2 separate regions of the Homo sapiens genome follow, and region 1 is linked to region 2. A link is a contact called in ENCODE Hi-C or POLR2A ChIA-PET data. All regions are on one chromosome and are shown on one strand. The core of a region is the stretch at or near the end of the contact, and the rest is flanking DNA. Distances in the headings are between cores, read along the strand shown. Region 1 holds the start of TTN-AS1 (TTN antisense RNA 1). Region 2 holds the start of HNRNPA3 (heterogeneous nuclear ribonucleoprotein A3).

What was found. A loop is a pair of places that touch in the nucleus more often than their neighbours do. ChIA-PET counts read pairs that join two places held with the same protein, here RNA polymerase II (POLR2A). Pooled maps may share reads with other maps.
Region 1: a pooled map shows a loop between it and region 2 (10-fold over the local background). The contact joins the promoter of TTN-AS1 here to the promoter of HNRNPA3 in region 2. A Hi-C loop is called at or near these places in 7 of 50 pooled maps. POLR2A ChIA-PET finds 5 or more read pairs at or near these places in 2 of 52 experiments (K562 and WTC11).

Annotation. Positions count from the first base shown.
Region 1 is chr2:178,519,312-178,526,470 of GRCh38, forward strand. TTN-AS1 (TTN antisense RNA 1) reads left to right here and starts at 3,880. Exons shown (of 7, transcript NR_038271.1): 1 at 3,880-4,325. TTN (titin) reads right to left here. Exons shown (of 363, transcript NM_001267550.2): 363 at 6,678-7,159. RefSeq lists enhancers at 3,569-4,081, 3,758-3,907.
Region 2 is chr2:177,209,377-177,215,816 of GRCh38, forward strand. It overlaps HNRNPA3 (heterogeneous nuclear ribonucleoprotein A3), which reads left to right and starts at 3,418. Exons shown (of 11, transcript NM_194247.4): 1 at 3,418-3,495; 2 at 6,163-6,285; 3 at 6,374-6,440. The coding sequence starts at 3,424. It overlaps MIR4444-1 (microRNA 4444-1), which reads left to right and starts at 3,350; the gene lies at 3,350-3,423. It overlaps LOC105373759 (a long non-coding RNA gene), which reads right to left and starts at 3,035. Exons shown (of 1, transcript NR_157853.1): 1 at 2,019-3,035. RefSeq lists silencers at 3,056-3,845, 5,251-5,320 and an enhancer at 3,385-4,056.

The DNA of each region.
Region 1 (7,159 bases), core at 2,630-5,129, 1.3 Mb after region 2:
AAACCCACGGGCCAATCTATTTTCACAAATCCTATCTATCTAGTCTGCTGCCTCGTAGACACATGTAGGACAGCATTTCTTAAACTTTTAAAGCCACTGGCATCTTTGTAAATGAAACCTAAAAAATATACATAGACACAGTCTCAGGGAACCTTGTGGATCACTAACAATCTCAGGATAAGCATGAGTTTCATGTTTGGAATCCCGACCTTTAGGCCACACTATCTTTTGCAGAGAATTCTTACAAGATTGAGAAGCATTGGCATAGCTGCCCATTCCTCTTACCTGCTTTCCATCTCTTCTTAAAATAGAGCAGGAGTGAATGGGTATCATCTCCATCGGCTGTATTCTTGACACGGCATCCTCAGCGGAACTTGGTTTGCTGGGCAGGACTCTTCTACCTCTTCACTGCCAATGCCATAGCAGTGGCCTTTGTCACTTAAAAGGTTTTGGGCAGTAAGGTGTCCTCCTATATCCATCCCTTGCTGCCACTTTTCCTATGCCTGGGAAGTCTAACAGATTGGCTTCATTGACATGCACCCCCAAGTCCCATGAAAATCTTAGGAAAGACCTTTCCACGATTGCCTATAACCTCCCAGGGCTATAATTAAAAGGGACATCATGGGTTAGAAATTTGGTGGTAGGTGAAGTCTTCCTGTGAGTGGAATTCTATAGGCGGAAATAAGCTCTTTGATGTAGAAAGCAAACAAATGTCATAGCTTTCTCAGAACAGCTAAAGACTTGGTAAAAATAAAATTTTATCAAGTCTCTAGTTGACTTAAATCTCTTTAGTGATTCCCTTACCTCTTAGGGAAAAGCCCAAACTCTATTATATGGTATATGAGGCCTTCTGCAAGGTGGCCTTGCCTCTTGCACCCAGCCCTTCAAAGGTTGTTCCACTATAATCTTTTTTCTACTAAATTTAAAAAAAATTTTCTTTAAACTTTTTTGGATGTATTGTGCCATCCTTTGCCCCTAGGTCTCTGCAGGTGCAAAGGTCCTCTGCCTGGAAAGTGAGGCCTGCCCCTTCTTATCCCATATTTTAGGTTGCAGCTTTTGCCTGTTTGCCCCTTTCTCTGACTGGATAAGATGCCTCAGCAATGTGCTCCCAAACACTCCAGATTTCTTTGATCATAGCACTTAACTTCATTTCTTAGAGGATATTCAGTTGCCTCTTCAACCAAGATCTATTCCTTTCCACATCTTCAGTGTTTCCACCTCATATAGCCTGTCTCAACCTGCATTATGCATAGCACCAATGAAAAGCAAATTCTGTCTTCAAATAAATTTGGGGAACACTGTGTCACCTCCTGGAAACATAATTCATAGCTCATAAAAGACTGAGAAATCCTGTATAGAGAAGAAAAATTACCCAAATTCTAAGTTTATTAGGCTGTGGAACAGTTTTTCCACAACATCTTGAAGAGCAGAGTTTGGGAAACATTGACCCAGAGGTACCAAAATGCATAAAGGCAAGTTTTCATATTTTATAACCTTAGAATAAAAACCCATGGGCCAGTCTATTTTCAAAAGTCCTACTTAAGTAGCAGTCACTATTTTCTCCTATTACAAGGAAATGACTTTCTCTACCTGAATTTCTCAAAATTACGTTTGGGGCAGAGTAAACAAAACTGAAAATTACTTTTTCTTTCTGGAGCACGATCATAAAACAATCTTCTTGAATCAGTCACCATGGAGATATCAATTTAACCTGTTATTTTATGGGCTGTTTCTGGTTTAACAACCTCTATGGTTCATCGTTTCTGGTTTAACAACCTCTATGGTTCATCTACATAATCAGCTACTATTGGATAGAGAAAAAATCTGTCTTTTCAGAAATTCCCTCAGAACACTTACTATAAAGAGGTGCTGTTCCATGTCCGCCACATCTAGGGTGACAGGTTGGATTATGTCCCTCCCTAAGAGATGTTGGACTCATAACCTCAAGTACCTCAGGATGCGAACTTATTTGGTGATAGGCTTTATAGAGGTAATTAAGTTGAAGTGGAGTAACTAGGATGAGCCTCAGTAGTATGACTGGTATCCTAAAATGGAGAAATTTGGACACAGACATGCAGGAAAAATGTCGTGTGAACATGAAAATAGCCATCTACAGAAAAGGAGAGAGGCTTAGGAGAGATTCTTCCCTCAGAGTTCTCAGAAGGAACCAACCCTGCCAACACCCTGATTTTGGACTTCCAACCTCCAGAGCTGCGAGACAATACATTTCTGTTGTGTCTGCCACTCGATTTATGGTACTTTGTTCCAGCAGTGCTAGAAAATGAATACACTAGTCCCCTCTGATCTGTGGTTTCACTTTCTGCTGTTTCTGTTACCCATAGTACAGTACAATAAGATATATAGAGACAGAGAGATCACATTCATAAAACTTTTATTATAGTACATTGTTATATTCTATTATTGTTGTTAATCTCTTACTGTGCCTAATTTGCCTAATTTATAAATTAAACTTTTTCATAGGTATGCGTATTAGTCCATTTTCACGCTGCTGATAAAGACATACCTGAGACTGTGTCATTTATAAAGAAAAGAGGTTTAATTGACTCACAGTTCCACGTGGCTGGGAAGGCCTCACAATCATGGCGAAGGCAAGGAGGAGCAAGTCACATCTTACGTGGTGTCAGGGAAGAGAGAAATGAGAACCAAACAAAAGGGGTTTCCCCTTATAAAACCGTCAGATCTTGTAAGACTTATTCACTACCATGATAACAGTATGGGGGAAACGGCTCCCATGATTCAATTATCTCCTACCAGGTCCCTCTCACAAGGTGGAAATTATGCGAGCTACAATTCAAGATGAGATTTGAGTGAGGACACAGCCAAACCGTATCAGCATGTACGTATAAGAAAAATCATGGCCAGGCGTGGTGGCTCACGCCTGTAATCCCAACACTTTGGGAGGCCGAGGTGGGCAGATCACGAGGTCAGGAGATCCAGACCATCCTGGCTAACAAGGTGAAACTCTGTCTCTACTAAAAACAAAAAATTAGCCTGGCGTGGTGGCAGGCGCCTGTAGTCCCAGCTACTTGGGAGGCTGAGGCCAGAGAATGGCGTGAACCCGGGAGGCGGAGCTTGCAGTGAGCCGAGATTGCGCCACTGCACTCCAGCCTGGGTGACGAGTGAGACTCCGTCTCAAAAAAAAAAAAAAAAAAAAAAAAGGAAAAATCATAGTATTTGTAGGATTCAGTACTATCCACAGTTTCAGGATTCCACTGGGGGATCTTGGGACAGGTTGCCCAAGAATAAAGGTGGCCTGCCGTACATCTAATGAGTACCAGTGAGACCTAGGCTAGGTCCCCTCTAAAGTGCTGCTTCTCTAGTCCCTAGCTTCAATATTCTGTACTGTGGTCCCTAACAGAATAATGATTGCTGGTATTTATTGGGTGCTCTGCTAAGCGCTGTTCTGAGTTTTACAAGTAGTAACTTGTCTAATCGTCACAATAATACTGTGAGGTTGCTGCTGTTATTCTCATTTTATGGACGAGAATGTCAAAGAATGGAGAAGTTGGGTAACCTGCCCCAGGTGAAGTAAGTTAGTAAACAGCAGTTCCTAGATTTGAGCGGGGCCCTCAGGGTTTTGAATGCAGACATGTAATTGCAACATGATTCGGCTGATCATGTAGCCAGGGTGTGGGGTTTATAAAATAGACGTGAATAAAAAAAAGGGGCAGGATGACAGTGAAGCTTGCTCATGGGTTTTGTGGAGGGCGTAGATTGGAACCAAAAAGCACGCCTCGGCTTGGTGCTCCCTGTCGCCCTCTGTTGACATGGGGAGAGAAGAGCGGGTCTGACTCGGAAATGACGCCATAATGCTGAGGAACCACTCCTGGCGTTGCGGAAGGTGGGGTGTGGGGCCGGAAGACCCTCCCCCCGCGTCTTCAGAGGAGCGCTGTTTCTGGAGGAGTTAGGGGAAGGAGGCTGCCTGGTAAGCCAGGAAAGGGGCTTCTGGCCGTTCTGTTGGAGCGCCTCTGACTGACTTCCCCCATGTGTCCGTGTGGCCACACCGTGCTACTTTCAGAGGCAGTGGGCTTTTCGCTAAGGGATAAAAAGAAGTAAAACCTTGCCTTTAGCGCAGCTCTCCTTCACTGGGCAGATTGCTCTCCCTCCCCACTCTCCCAGGCCCAAATTGGATCTCAGCGCCTGGGAGCTCCAACTTTAGCAAGTGCGAAATCCTGTCTTCGGTTTTGGAATTTTCATCCGCACAGACTATATCAGCCACGGATAGGATATGTGAGAATACCAGCATGTCAAGGCTGGGAATCATCCTTAGGCATCACCTAGCCAGTCCTGCCTCTCATTTTAAGGTAAGAATAGGCATTTAACATTGTAAGATGATGTAGTGGGTTCTGTTGGCATCACTTAGATGCCCAGGAAATGTGTATTCTTCCATCGATTTCTCGATTGTTCACTGTTTGGCTGCGTTAGTCCACGGAGAATTGTCCTGGCCAACAGGCACCCCTCTTCACTTGGGAAGGTTTATTTCCCTCTTCCATCCCTCCTCAGCCCCTCAGCTTATAGCCTGTAGCCATTGACTGGTTGGTAAGGGGGTACAAAATGTCAGCCCCCTTGCTCCTAGATGGAACCAACTCTGTGGTACGATTGAAGCTCCCTGTGAGATCTGGCTGAGGCTTCTGCTGAGACCACATTCGTGCTCAGCTTGCTTCCTCTGCCCTATCTGCTGGCTGCCCCATTCCCTTTTTCCCTGAGAGTAATAATCCCTCAAAGAATTTCTGAGACAAGAATCCCCGTCTCAGGCTCTGCTTTTAGGGAATCTGACTTAAGACGGAAAACTTGCTGAATAAATTAATGAAGACCCAGGATTTTTCTCTGGAGAATGAAAACTGACAGTACATTTGCTTCAGCTTTGGTCACCTGTACCTACATTAAGGAGGTGAATTTAGGCAAATAACATCATAGGCTTATAATTATGATTAACAAATTGAAGTGGACAAATACAGATATTTTTGGCATTATTTTATTACCAAGTCTAGATCAGTTGTTTAAAAAGCATAGTAGAATGACACTATTTAAAATAGTGTCAGTCTTCCATATACTGTCATTCTACCATGCTTTTAAAACAACTGATCTAGACTTGGGAATAAAATAGTTCTTTAGTTCTGAGGTCCTTTATTTGTTCTGTCTCAATTTGGAGCTGCAGTAGCCAATATGGACTCAGATTCACAACTGATCATTTTCCCTGAAGTTGTCCTTTTCCGTTCACTATGCTCTTTGAGGGACAGTATCTATACCGTGTTAATCATCTTTGTATTGTTCCCTGTGGTGTTTAGCACAAAAGATTGTGAATTGTAGATGTTCAAAATCCATCAAAGATATTGAATCACAGCTGATTCCGAGTTGAATCAGCTCTCCTAAAAATATTTTTCTTGATATATTTAGAAGATAAACTTTTGGGGATAAATATATCCATGAGAACTATATCTAGGCTTTTTAAACAAAATTGCTGAATACATCTAACGATAATTTAAACATTTGCTTAAAAGAACTTATTAGCATGGGCTGTTTTTTTTTATTTTTTATTTTATTATTATTATACTTTAAGTTTTAGGGTACATGTGCACAATGTGCAAGTTAGTTACATATGTATACATGTGCCATGCTGGTGTGCTGCACCCATTAACTCGTCATTTAGCATTAGGTATATCTCCTAATGCTATCCCTCCCGCCTCCCCCAACCCCACAACAGTCCCCAGAGTGTGATGTTCCCCTTCCTGTGTCCATGTGTTCTCATTGTTCAGTTCCCACCTATGAGTGAGAATATGCGGTGTTTGGTTTTTTGTTCTTGCGATAGTTTACTGCGAATGATGATTTCCAATTTCATCCATGTCCTTACAAAGGACATGAACTCATCATTTTTTATGGCTGCATAGTATTCCATGGTGTACATGTGCCACACTTTCTTAATCCAGTCTATCATTGTTGGACATTTGGGTTGGTTCCAAGTCTTTGCTATTGTGAATAGAGCTGCAATAAACATACGTGTGCATGTGTGTTTATAGCAGCATGATTTATAGTCCTTTGGGTATATACCCAGTAATGGGATGGCTGGGTCAAATGGTATTTCTAGTTCTAGATCCTTGAGGAATCTCCACACTGACTTCCACAATGGTTGAACTAGTTTACAGTCCCACCAACAGTGTAAAAGTGTTCCTATTTCTCCACATCTTCTCCAGCACCTGTTGTTTCCTGACTTTTTAATGATTGCCATTCTAACTGGTGTGAGATGGTATCTCATTGTGGTTTTGATTTGCATTTCTCTGATGGCCAGTGATGATGAGCATTTTTTCTTGTGTATTTTGGCTGCATAAATGTCTTTTTTTGAGAAGTGTCTGTTTGTATCCTTTGCCCACTTGTTGATGGGGTTGTTTTTTTCTTACACGTTTGTTTGAGTTCATTGTAGATTCTGGATATTAGCCCTTTGTCAGATGAGTAGATTGCAAAAATTTTCTCCCATTCTGTGGGTTGCCTGTTCATTCTGATGGTAGTTTCTTTTGCTGTGCAGAAGCTCTTTAGTTTAATTAGATCAGCATGGGCTGTTTTGAACTTGAGTTGCCTTATCTATCTATGATCGTTTTTGTGATACACGAAGATGCATACTTCCCCACCCCAGAATTTCACAGAAAACAACCAGCCACACATTTTGAGGTGCAGATAGCTTGCTTTATTTTGTTGTTACTATCTCAAGGAGGTCCAACAATTATAACTAACAATTGAATTTATACTTGCATGAAAAGAACTACATCAAATTGACATTTTGGGCAATTAGTAATATTGTTTAAAATTTAACAACAGCTTTATTTTGTTGTTGTTCTTTACTTTTTGCTGTGGCTCATTGCTTAGGTGCCCAGGTTTTTCAGGTGCAATTAAAATTTAGAACTACCACACAAAGGCATTGGCTGCACTCTGGGACCTCCAAGAGTTGGCACTGCTCTGGCATAGGAATACTTGAATAGCTTGGTTAAATGAAGGGATGGCCAGGAGATGTTACTTTTCCAAGCTATTCAGGCACTCCTTATGTCAGAGACAGCGTAAAATGAGCGAACAAAGTGTTGGCCGTTACACTTTGCTCTGGTAATATTTGTCATGATAATTTTGTGTGACATCATCAGAGAAAATGTAA
Region 2 (6,440 bases), core at 2,168-4,667:
AGAATTGTTTGAACCCAGGAGTGGTAGGTTGCAGTGAGCCGAGATCATGCCACTGCACTCTAGCCCGGGTGACAGAGTGAGACTCTGTCTCAAGAAAAAAAAAGTCTAGATCAGAAACTGCATAAAGCCACTTCAACCATAAAACCTAATATCAAAATGTATTCACAGGAACAAGTTCAAGTTGATCACTAAAAAACACGGAAAATTTTAATTTGAAAGTTTTATGCAAATTCAATATTTAATATCATTCCTAATACTTTGTATTTTATCAAAATCAGATGCTTAAAACATTACCACCACTTAGATGCCTCCAAATATCTTCTAGTTTACCCTACTATGCTGTACAAAAATGATTATTTTCTGTATGTCATGATATAAAGGAGAGGGCCTGATATAGATTATAAAGTTTGTCTGCCACCCATCTCACCCTAGGACCCTCATTCCCTCCTCCCATCCCATACACTCCCTTTCTCATATCAAAGAGTCAGGGCTGCAAGTGCAGACCATAGCCAAGGTTCAAGTCTGTGCCCTACAGGGTCAAGGACTGGAAAAGTGGTTTTTGTACCTGAGACATAACTGGACCTTAAGTTTATTTATTTATTTATTTTTTGAGATGGAGTCTCGCTCTGTCACCCAGGCTGGAGTGCAATGGCACGATCTCAGCTCACTGCAACCTCCGCTTCCCAGGTTCAAGCGATTCTCCAGCCTCAGCCTCCTGAGTAGCTGGGACTACAGGCACCCACCACCACACCCGACCAATTTTGTATTTTGAGTAGAGACAGGGTTTCACCATGTTGGCCAGGCTGGTCTCGAACTCTTGACCTCAGGTGATCCGCCCGCCTTGGCCGTCCAAAGTACTGGGATTACAGGCTTGAACCACTGCGCCCAGCCAGCAGCGTGATCTCGGCTCACTGCAAGCTCCGCCTCCCGGGTTCACGCCATTCTCCTGCTTCAGCCTTCCCAGCAGCTGGGACTACAGGCGCCCGCCATCACGCCCGGCTAATTTTTTTTTTTTTTTGTATTCTTAGTAGAGACGGGGTTTCACCATGTTAGCCAGGATGGTCTCGATCTCCTGACCTCGTGATCCGCCCGCCTCGGCCTCCCAAAGTGCTGGGATTACAGGCGTGAGCCACCGCGCCCGGCCTTTTTTTTTTTTTTTTTTTTTTTTGAGGCGGAATCTCGCTCTGTCACCCAGACTGGAGTGCAGTGGGGCAATTTCAGCTCACTGCAACCTCCGCCTCTTGAGTTCAAGTGATTCTCGTGCCACAGCCTCCCAAGCAGCTGGGATTACTGACGTGTGCCTCCATGCCCGGCTAATTTTTGTATTTTTTTTAAAAGTAGAGACAGGGTTTAACCGTGTTGGTCAAGCTGGTCTCAAACTCTCCACCTCAGGTGACCTGCCTACCTCGGCCTCCCAAAGGCCTGGGATTACAGGTGTGAGCCATGGCGCCCGGCCAGAGCTTGTTTAGACAAAAGCATAAAAAATAACTAATGTCTAAAAACAGCATACAGTCAGGATGAACAACAAATCTGGACCAATACAATAGGGAGGACAAAAAGATGTGAATAAATGGGCTGACATTTCATGTTCCTGGAGAGAACTTAGTATCCCATCCCACATTGTTTCGCGATTTAACATTAACATTTATACAAAAGTTACTAATTAGAACAAAAGTTATTGATTAGAATTAACTTATTAGAAAAACCTGGACAAACATACCCTAAAGTGCAGCCAGGTGATCACTCTTCTTGATCACCTATGTAATGTCTCATAGAGTACTCTGGTGTGAATAGCAATTTCCAAAGGTCTTTCACTTTGCATTTTTCTTTGTATCCAGAATCGATAAAGTTACCAGGACTATTTCACAGTAATTAGACTTACAAAATCTTAACACTAAATAGACGCTAAGGCTATACATTCTTCCAATGTCTCAAGTCTATTGCTGGCCATCAGGAGCACCTGGATACGTAGAACATAAGAAAGTTTGCGAAAAAGGAATCAAAGCAACAGGAGGAGTCTGGTTTGAACGGTTATTTCAACCAAATTACATTAAGGACTGCTAACTGTTTTCTGCCCCACAAAAATACCCTTTGTAAATGTTTCCAAACTATAACACAGGTCCTCCTGGAGCAACGGCTAGATAAATTAACAAACTTTTAGACTTTACGCTCCCCTTTTCCAAACTCCAAGTCGACCACTCCCCATTTGTTAACAGAAACTTACTATAACTGATTAGATTTCTAACCTTTCCTAGGGAGAGCCAGTTCAATTCTAAAAGGGTTGGTCACATGGGTTGCTAAATTAAAATATAAAGCATTTCCTAACAGGGAAGGGAGGCTGGTCAATTGTGGTTATTTTTATCAGTAACTTTAAATATGGATCCATAGATTATCAATTTATGGCTGTCGTGGGTGTTAGAAGATGACCTAATCCCATCCCCATTTTCATTTAAAAAACTGAAACTAAAGCTCTGTAAAATCAAATGATTTAAAATCATCTGACTAGGCCGAGAAAGGATTAGCTCTCTAGAGCATTACGGTAACAATCATTCGCAAACAGGTAGCATTATCTGGCGACCCTGCTTTTCTGGAAATCTTGTCAATTATTCAGTTCCTTAAATTCCGTCAGCTACAACAGATGCATCAGCTCTTTCCACACTAACTTGAAAGAAGCACATTAGAAAATAGTCCTGACTTGTTTCTTGAGATCAGTAACTAATGAACTGACCTCCACCAGTCCTGCCTCAGGTCGTTAATGGTAAAAATTCTGTATGTCAGCCGCGTTTTGAGGCCTGTCCAAGGTGCTTGTGAGTCCCACATGTTGGAGTCGCAGGGCTTTTCAGTACATGCCCTCAGGCAGGCGGCGCAGTCACAGACACTGGTCCCCGGCATTTGGAAACAGGAAAGATGGTCCGAGGGGCCGAGGAGTTTTTCTTGCAACCTTTAAATTACAAGCAAGAAAAACGTGGGTTTTATTTCGGGCACAGGAATAGAATGAATTCTGAAATGGAGAACTAGAGGCCTGCGTGGGGAATGAGGGACAAGCGCGAGAAGAAAGGGAAAGGCCTTTCTCTCTGGTGACGCGCGATCACAAGGCGTTCCCTCTACGTGGACGCTCACCATTGGCGGAGACCGCACTGACGTCCCGGAACTCGCCCTGACGCGAACGGCGGCAAAGGCCCTCTTCCCCTGAAAGCTGGCGAGGCGCGCGCGCTCCCGCGGCACGCCGCGCCTCCGCCCTCCGCCCGCCAACCCGCTGGTCCAGTCCCTCTTCGCGCCCGCTTGGCTCCGCCCCCTTCCCAATTCGCTCCTCCCCCAACAGACTGGCGGCGCGCGGAAAACGCGTCACGTGACGACTGGCCCCGCCTCTTCCTCTCGGTCCCATATTGAACTCGAGTTGGAAGAGGCGAGTCCGGTCTCAAAATGGAGGTAAAACCGCCGCCCGGTCGCCCCCAGCCCGACTCCGGCCGTCGCCGTCGCCGCCGGGGGGAGGAGGTATTAGGGGGAGAGCGGGGGGTTGGTGGGGAATGGCCGGCGTTGGGGGCCTGGTTCGGTGGGAGCGGGGAGGCCGGGTGGACCGGGTCGGCCGTCCCGCGCTCTTGCGTTGAGACAGGCTGTGGGAGGGGGAGGGGAGCGAGAGTTGGAGACCTCCTTGGGGCCCCTCGCCCGCCTCGCCTTCACCTTCGGCTGCACAGGCGGCCCCTTGGAGGCGCGGCTTGGTCGGGGAGGCCTCGGGAGGGAAGCCGGCCTGCCGGCTGCGCGGCCTCCGAAGCGAGGCCGAGGGCGGCATGGCGGGCCCCGGCGGGAGCGGTTGGGAGGAGGTGGTGGGGGAGGGGAGGGGACGAGCAGGCACATCCGGGCGAGCGAGCAAGCGGGCGGCGGCCACATTGACATTGATCCGCCGCCGCGTTACGAAATGGCGCATTGGCCCGCAATGGCCGCCGCCTCGCTCTGCCGCCGGGAAAGCGAGCCTGGGATTGGAGGGAAGAGGGCGGAGGCGGCCCGGCAGAAAAAGCCGCAAATGGCCTCGAAGCATGGGGAGGTAGTGCTTTCGCTGAAGTTCTGCCGACGCTTTTCTAGGCCTTTTACGGGTCCTCTCCGCGAGAAGTCGATAATTGGCCTTTTCTTTTTTTCGCAGCATCCTGTTGGAAATACGAGATTGTTAAAAACTTTGCTGCTTTAAAATACTTCCTGATATATTTTTGCTAAAGTACTTACATTACACTTCTTAAACCGCCATGTGGGCGAAGGACTTAATTTTTGAGAATTTGAGTGTAGATGTGAAAAACAACCCAGCCAGCTCCTTCCCGGCTCCGGCCGCTGAGGAGGGTGGGTGGAGAAGAATTTGAGTATAGTATGTTAAGGAAGAATTTAGAAATGTTTTTTATCTTCATGTTTTCCCATTCTTTGAGTCGGCTCTGGTTGTAGTTTCCTGGAATTTTATTTAGAGGACTGCAACCAGAGTTGAAATTTTCACGTTTTTGCAGTACATTTAATGTGGATCCTAAATATTTTTGTCGATTTCGTTATTGTCAATCGAATACATTTATCCAAGACTTGAAAAGATGAGATTACATGAATTAATGCTTTAGGCTATTAACGTTTTTTTCTAGCATGTGACAATCTCTTCACATTAAACGGTTTAACATCTCTACCTCTAGGAGACACAGGAAGACATTAGAATGTAAATGTGAGCCCCTTATTTAAGAACTTCGGGTGAAGGAAACCTTAATGCATGCATTAAATGACAGTTCATGCAATGTGTTAAAAAGTCTTGACTAAAGTATAAAACAATTTCAAGACATCTTAATTCTTAAAAATCTCAATTTTTGTTTTGCTGTACTCCGTTCTTATAGTCAGACAATACATACCATTCCTAATGTAAGTCCAACTTGCCAGTTAGTTGTGACTCTTAAAATTGAGTTGTAAATTGCAGATTTTTGCAGCATATAACAAACATGGGTTATAGAAAGCTATTTGATCGGCTTTTTTTTTTCCTCAGTTTTTTTGGGAAATGCTGGTTTGGCTTAGGAATGCCTGTTTTAAATTAATTTGCTTGAAAGCAGTGAGTTTCTGTAAGTTTGACATTCAGAACTTTTAGATTGTTCTTCATCACAGTTTTGAGTTTAAATGTATGGGCCGGGCGCTGTGGCTCACGCCTGTAATTCTAGCACTTTGGGAGGCCGAGGCGGGCGGATCACGAGGTCAGGAGATCGAGACCATTCTGGCTAACACGGTGAAACCCCGTCTCTACTAAAAATACAAAAAGTTAGCTGGGCGCGGTGGCGGGCGCCCGTAGTCCCAGCTACTCGGGAGGCTGAGGCAGGAAAATGGCGTGAACCCGGGAGGCGGAGGTTGCAGTGAGCCGAGATCGCGCCACTGCACTCTAGCCTGGGCGACAGAGCGAGACTCAGTCTCAAAAACAAAACAAACAAAAAAATTAAATGCATGTTGGGTTGTAGACTGAGAAGAGTTGAAATGGGATAGATGCAACACTGCTTCTCCAACAGTTTAGTGCCTTAGAAAATGACTTACTAGCAACTTCTAAAGTAAAGGTTCTCAGACAGTTGTAGCTTTTAAAAAATGAAGCGATTTTTTGATTCTGGAATTGTCTTGGATTTCAATTTAGTTGAAGTGATGCTGGCATTTGAAAGGCTGGTTATAGGTTTCCTTGACATAAGTTAGCCCCTTTAACAGTTGAAGTCTTATTTCTGGTCAAAGTTTTTGTTGTTTTGTTTTTTTGAGACGGAGTTTTCGCTCCTATGGCCCAGGCTGGAGTGTAATGACATGATCTTGGCTCACCGCAACCTCCGCCTCCTGGGTTTAAGCGATTTTCCTTTCTCGAGTAGCTGGGATTACAGACGCCCGCCACCACGCCCAGCTAATTTTTGTGTTTTTAGTAGAGATGGGGTTTCGCCGTGTTGGCCAGGCTGGTCTCGAACTCCTGACCTCAGGTAATCCATCTGCCTCGGCCTCCCAAAGTGTTGGGATTACAGGCATGAGACATCGCGCCGGTGTCTGGTCAAAGTTTTAACTGGACAAAGTGTTAACTGTCACAGGAATTTGATGTTGATTTTATTACTTACCGTACATTAAAGGCTCTTCGTGCATCTTAATTCATCTACTGTAAGGTAACTTAAGAGTATTGGTTCTTTCTCTCAGGGCCATGATCCAAAGGAACCAGAGCAGTTGAGAAAACTGTTTATTGGTGGTCTGAGCTTTGAAACTACAGATGATAGTTTACGAGAACATTTTGAGAAATGGGGCACACTCACAGATTGTGTGGTAAGTTACTAAGAGAACAGAAGGGTTCTAAGGGGTGTAGAGAACCGGTGGAGGTGTTTTCAACGTTATAAAACTTTTTATTTTGTAGGTAATGAGAGACCCCCAAACAAAACGTTCCAGGGGCTTTGGTTTTGTGACTTATTCTTGTGTTGAAG